2 separate regions of the Mus musculus genome follow, and region 2 is linked to region 1. Evidence: chromatin loops called from intact Hi-C (ENCODE). Cell type or tissue: gastrocnemius. All regions are shown on one strand. Links, peaks and the distances in the headings refer to the core of each region. The heading gives the core; the rest is flanking DNA. Region 1 has its middle 1.5 kb from the start of Gm41928. Region 2 overlaps Kdsr (3-ketodihydrosphingosine reductase).

Region 1 (2,918 bases), core at 307-2,806:
AAGTAGCTGGACTTACAGGCCAAGACCTCTAGACCCAGGTTTCTGGCGGTTGTTTATAAAGTGTAATAACCCAGGGCCAGTGAGATGGCTCAGCAGAGAAAAGCACTTGTCAAAGCCTGACAACTCGAGTTCAATCCCTAGGACCCACATGGTGGGAGGAGGATGAAAGAAACAACCCCTGCAAGTTGTTTACACACACACACACACACACATACACACACACACACACACACCCATGGCATGCATACATGTGTACACATACATAATAAATTCATGTAAAAATAATCCTTGGACATTAGTCTGAATTATAAGAGCACCATCTTTATGTTCCAACCATGACCCAGAGGCTACAGATCCTGATCCCCCTACCTCAAGACTTAAGAATATAAACCTGGGAATGGACATAGGCAAACACTCAAACCGTAGGAATCCTATGGAATAAAATGGGTCAGAAGATCAAAGACTTCTTTAGGTGGGAGTAACCCCAGGTCCATGTTTGCAGAAATACTGTATCAGCTTTGGGAGAACTCTGGCCAGAGAAGGACTTAATATGGTGATGGTGGCTGAGAGGTCTCTGGGGACTCCCTGGAATGGTTTAAACATCTCACTGAGTTGTCAACCCTATTGTTATTGAATAAGACATATTTATCAAAGGGAATCATTCATGAAAAGACAGAAGGCACCTGAGATTATTGTCCTGCTCTGGAGACAAAAGTCCTTGGTCTTTGGAATGTAAATTCGCTGCTCTCAGATATGGGCCAGTAGATGGCAGCTCTGGAGATGCCATGTTCCCCCATAGTACACCATGACACCCCCAACCCTGTGTGTGTGTGTGTGTGTGTATGTGTACTGAGTAGAGAGAGAAGAGCAGATATCAGCCTGATGTGAAGTCTAGGAAAGCTAAGCCTTTTATCTGCCATGAGAGGAGCCAGCAGCCTGCATGGTACTGCCCTTGTTGTCAGCCCACAAAGTTTGTCTGTATGGAAAGCTAAATTCAGCTTAGAGAGATGAGGGCTCCCTGCAGTTTCTGAAGCCTTCAACTGGGGTGGATCAGGTAGCAGGGGCTACTTCTTACCGCCTAGCTCCCCAGTGCCCCTGAGATGGCATTTCTAGAGATGTTCAGGTTGCTCTATCTCCATGTCCCCTCTTCTTCCCTGTGTGTCAGGGGATGCAGCAGGCATTAGATCGATACTGGGGGATCCTTATTCTGAAGTTTCCCATGACCTTTGATGTGCCCTTGTGATTCTGAAAGAGGGAAATATGATCTGTGGTTCTTCTTGATCTACTTGATGGACAATTCTCTGTTGGATGCTTCCAGGTGCTGCTGGGTACTTCCAGGTGCTACTAGTGCCTCACAGAGCTCTCTGTGAAGTATTTCCATGACCAGTTCTGTGTACGAGCGATACATACAACAAGCCAGCTCAGAAATGTGACGCGCAGCTCATCTCTTACTTTAATGACATGGTGAAATTTCTTGTTTGCTTTGTCTTCCTGATCTTGCATTGCCACCTTACCCCACCCCAGGCAGCTGTGCTCTCTCTCCAGTACCTGTCACTAAGGAACGTTCCAAAAGACGCCTCTGTACTCACTGGCTGGGCCTGAAGGCAAGAAGGACTGGCTCTAGCAATGGCCCTGCTCTAACCATCATGAGCACAGTGTGGAGGTGACCCCAAGGCCGAGGAGTGCTCCCCCAAACTCTCTACTACACGTATATTTTGACAGACACAGGAGAGCTGTTCTCAGTAGGAAGAACATGCTGCCCAGGGGAAGACACCAACAGGGACTTTATAAGGGCCCAAGGAGCTTAACCAGATCACACAAAAAATAATGGCAGGACTTATTGGTATAGGGGACACTTCAGAACAAGAAGGATCTCAGGATCTCGGACTCTGTCCAAGGGGTGTTAACTACAATGGGACCAAAACCAAAACAAACCAAAGCAAACAAAAAACAATAACAACAACAAAACCCTCCTTCCAAAGTCTCAGGGGTGTGGCTGTCTGAGCCACAGGGACTCCACCTGGTACAAGTGGGAGTATTGGGGAGCAAGACTGTCTGTAGGCATAGTTACCAGGTACATAGTGCTTCTCAGATGTCTCCAGGGAGGACCTGGGAACCCAGCCCCAGGGACAATTTAGAAGAGTGGACAGCCAAAGATCAGAACTTCTAACCCCAGCCACTAACAGGCTGGTTGACCCCAGAGCAAATCACTTTGTGTGGTTTCTTCCTTTGGAAAGCAGGGAGGGGGAGATAATATCTGATCTATCTCTTAGAAGCTCAGGTGGTTTCTGTTTTGCTTTTTGTGCAGAGCAATAATAAAAATGACACCAAACCCTGCTGAAAATAAATACGGGCTCTATGCGTTTCGAGCAATAGCAGTGAGAATTCTCACTGGGATTGTGGCTTACTTTACCACGATAAAATCCCTAGTAAAATTCTACAAAGTTTTTCCTTTGTGCATTTGCCTTCTCAGTAGAAATGGTTTCCTATTAGGGAAGAAGTACTTTGAGACATGCATTTGAGCCTCTGTGTAATCCAGTCCCTGAGCTGAATGGCGTTCTCTTTCTCTTTCTCTTTCTCTTTCTCTTTTTCCACTTTGGTCATGTTTCAGAAATAGTTGAATGCTGGATTCTGAACTCTCACTGAGAAGTGAATTTAAAAAAAAAATAATGAGATTAGCAGATAAGTAAACAAACATCCTAATTGAGGCCCAAGCTATGCAAGTGCTGGAGCAGTATAGAATTCCATGTCTCCGTATTCTTTGTTGGCCTGAATGAAACTAAAACCTAGAAGGTTACATTAAGCATGATCACCCTGCTCCTTGGGACTCAGAAAAGGCCTTGAATGTGGCAGTTTGCAGGCATGTGATTGCACATAACACAATGGCACAAATGAGTGTTTTTCTTTCTTCTTACAGA
Region 2 (2,918 bases), core at 219-2,718, 210 kb after region 1:
TATGTGGATCTGGTAAAGGACTGTGATGTTGGTCTCAACTCTGGGATCATCAGCAGAGATGCAGAATTCGGGAGAGAGAGATCTGAAGAGCATGGTGATGAGTGGGACCAGAGCCTGAAAGAAGCTGAAGCAGGGTGGTCGGGGATCACAGCCCGATGCTGGCTTGGGTAAAAGCATCCAGCCTAGCACCCAGCCTAGACTGAGTTTTAGATTTGGCATCACTGTGTGAACGGGCAAGACAGGTGGACAGGTGCAGACTCTGTGCACTAATCTAAAACTCCTGTGTTATGTAGGTACTGGCTGCTGGGGTCCAGTGACAAGTAAGAGTGACTTAGGCCCTGTCCCCAAAGATCTTACCTGTAACAAGGTCAAGCAAATCATGATGGGGAGACATTTCAGAATGAGACAGGCTAGGAAAAGGCCCAAGAAAGAACTAGGAGTTATCTGAATGCACCTCACACAGACCAGGGCTTTCTCAGCCATGATGCTTGGCTTTGTCCCTAAAGGTTCCTTCCATTACAGCTCTAATGACATGGCTGCCATTAGCACTGCCCACCAGTCTTAGCACTCCATGGTAGTAGACTCCTTAAGGGTTAGTGAACCCTCTTACACCTAACCATCTGGGGAACACAGAACCTTATCAACAGGAGTAAACTTTCAGGCCTGAGAGATGGTTCAGAGGTCAAGAGCTTACGTCATTCTTCCAGAGGGCTTGAATTCGATTCCTAGCACCTAGTTGGCAGCTTATTCTCTGTAACACCAGTTCCAGGAATCCAATGTTTTCTTCTGCCCTTTATGGGCACTACACACATGTGGTGTACAGACAAACATGGGGGAAAGAACTCATGCACCTATCTTTGTTAGGCTCACAGACTGGATGGGTTGCTGGCTCACAAACTCTGGGGATCTGCCACACAGGGCTTGGGTTACAGATAGGAGAGACCACACTGGCTTTTTATGACAGTGCTGGCAATCTGGATGAAGCTCTTACAGGCAAGGTGTGTCTGGTCTGCTCTCTGAGTCTCCTTCAGCTTAGCTACTGGAAGGTTTGATGAGCTAGAAAATGGTTTCTAAGCTAATACTTCACTGGTTGTGGACAATGCTGCCCCCCACAATTCTGGCCAAGTGTTCCTTTTTGAACACTTTAGAGCAAGGATTCTTTGCTGAAAAGATGGGTGAGCACCCAACAACAGCGACGGCCCCTCCTCCACTTGCAGCCTGGTTCCTCACTTCTGCCCAGGACATATCCTTAACCTGCTTGCCTACTTACTGTTGGCAGAGAGAGAAACAAACTTTAATTTAAAACTACTGCACTCTAGTCTTCATCTTTTTCTCACAGAAGTTGGTAACAGTGATTCTTGTTTTGTTAGTCTACCTGTCTGTCTACCTGGTTGCTGGCTAAGAAAGGGCTTACCTGCTGGAGTCCTTCAGTGATGGAAGTCACCGGGGCCATCCCACAGGTCAGGGAGGACAGCATGTACCCATCTGAGCCAATAGAACTGTTAAAATTTCCTTGCTAGGAAAGAAGCAAGCAGAAAAGAGTGGTATGGAGTAAGTTTGTAGGAATTAGTTCAGCACTGAGGAACAGGGAAGTATGTCCCTTCACTTTATAAGGGACAGCACAGCGACTCAAAATATACCAGAACTAAAAAGGGACACAGAGACGTAAAGTATGTCCAGCTCTGAAAGTACAAGTCCACAGATCCCTGTGGGTTCCTGACCCTTTCAGGGTCTCTAGGGACAATGAAACCGTCAAATAACACTGAGACGTTAGCTGCTTTCCCACTGACCTTTGTGCATATGGACAAAAGCACCACAGCACAAAGGAGAGTTTCTGAGAGTGTGGCCCTAATGCAGCCAGTGCCACCACCACCACAGCAATGAAAACACACACACACACACACACACACTCTAAAAAAGTCTTTAAGAGCCCAAAAGACGCTTTGTATTTAAGAAGTGGTTCAGAAGGGGTCAACTGCATGCTGTCTGCATGATACCCCAGCATCTTGGGCTGCCCAGCTCTGCCCCACGTGGGATATGTATCACTTCTTTGCTCCTCAATAGAACCAGGGGCCTAATCCATTCATTAAACAGGTTTGGGGTTTGTTTTTGAGGCAGGATTTCAGGCTGCCCTTGAGCTCACTTTGTAACTGAGGATGACCCTGAATTTCAATCCTCTCTTATCTACTCCTCAAGTGCTGGGATTATAGGCATGTGTTCTCAGTTTATATGGTACTAGGGAGGAACCAGGGCTTCATACATACTAGACTATTACTCTACCAATGAGCTCCATCCCCAGCTAGGCTATTTCACAGGTATATACACAGGAGAGTACACATAGCATCATACCCAGGAACCAGCAGCATCTGACATCTGGCTGGTTGTGGCCCATCTCCTGGAGGACACTGGGAAGAGGACTCCTGTTCTCAGGTGACAAATAAGAAATTCACCACGAGTGATTTAGCTTAACTGGGAACACCTCAGAGCTGAGCTTCCTGACAAAACTATTTTCCTGTTAACAACTATTTACCAGGAGGCTAGAACATTCCAATTTGGGCTTGAGGCACAGATAGGGCAGACAAATGAACTGAACTTGTGGCTAGGAAGAAGACCACAGATTATATATGTGCATGGGGAAAAGTTAAGACTTATGAAAACTTTATCCATCAGTAGGAGACAGTTGGCTTCCTGATATTTCCCTGATCTCTGATGAATGTGACTTTTGATAACTCACAGATTCCATATTTTCCAAATGATTAATGCATGTTTTCAAATGATGAATGAGTGAAAGATCCATTCAACATAGAAACGAGACATGCATTTTAGTGTCACCGAGAACAAAAAGCTCACTGGTGTGTGGTTTCTAATTTCATACAGCAACCAACCTTTAAGAAACCCCTAATTGTCAAGATGGGGGT

The links. A loop is a pair of places that touch in the nucleus more often than their neighbours do. Peaks named below come from ENCODE experiments on the same cell type or tissue, not always from the same donor. Only the 100,000 strongest peaks of a DNase experiment are listed, where the experiment ranks them.
Region 2: a loop joins it to region 1, with 4 times the contacts of the local background. A loop is called at or near these places in 29 of 42 quality-filtered maps.

The regions. Positions count from the first base shown.
Region 1 is chr1:106,520,659-106,523,576 of GRCm38, forward strand. No RefSeq gene overlaps it. Among named protein-coding and RNA genes, the nearest start is that of Gm41928, 1.5 kb to the right of the region's middle. In gastrocnemius, for the core only: no CTCF peak of the experiment used is centred there; no DNase peak of the experiment used is centred there; H3K27ac peaks cover 488 bases.
Region 2 is chr1:106,726,215-106,729,132 of GRCm38, forward strand. Kdsr (3-ketodihydrosphingosine reductase) reads right to left here. Exons shown (of 10, transcript NM_027534.2): 9 at 1,415-1,516. Among named protein-coding and RNA genes, the nearest start is that of Bcl2, 13 kb to the left of the region's middle. In gastrocnemius, for the core only: no CTCF peak of the experiment used is centred there; no DNase peak of the experiment used is centred there.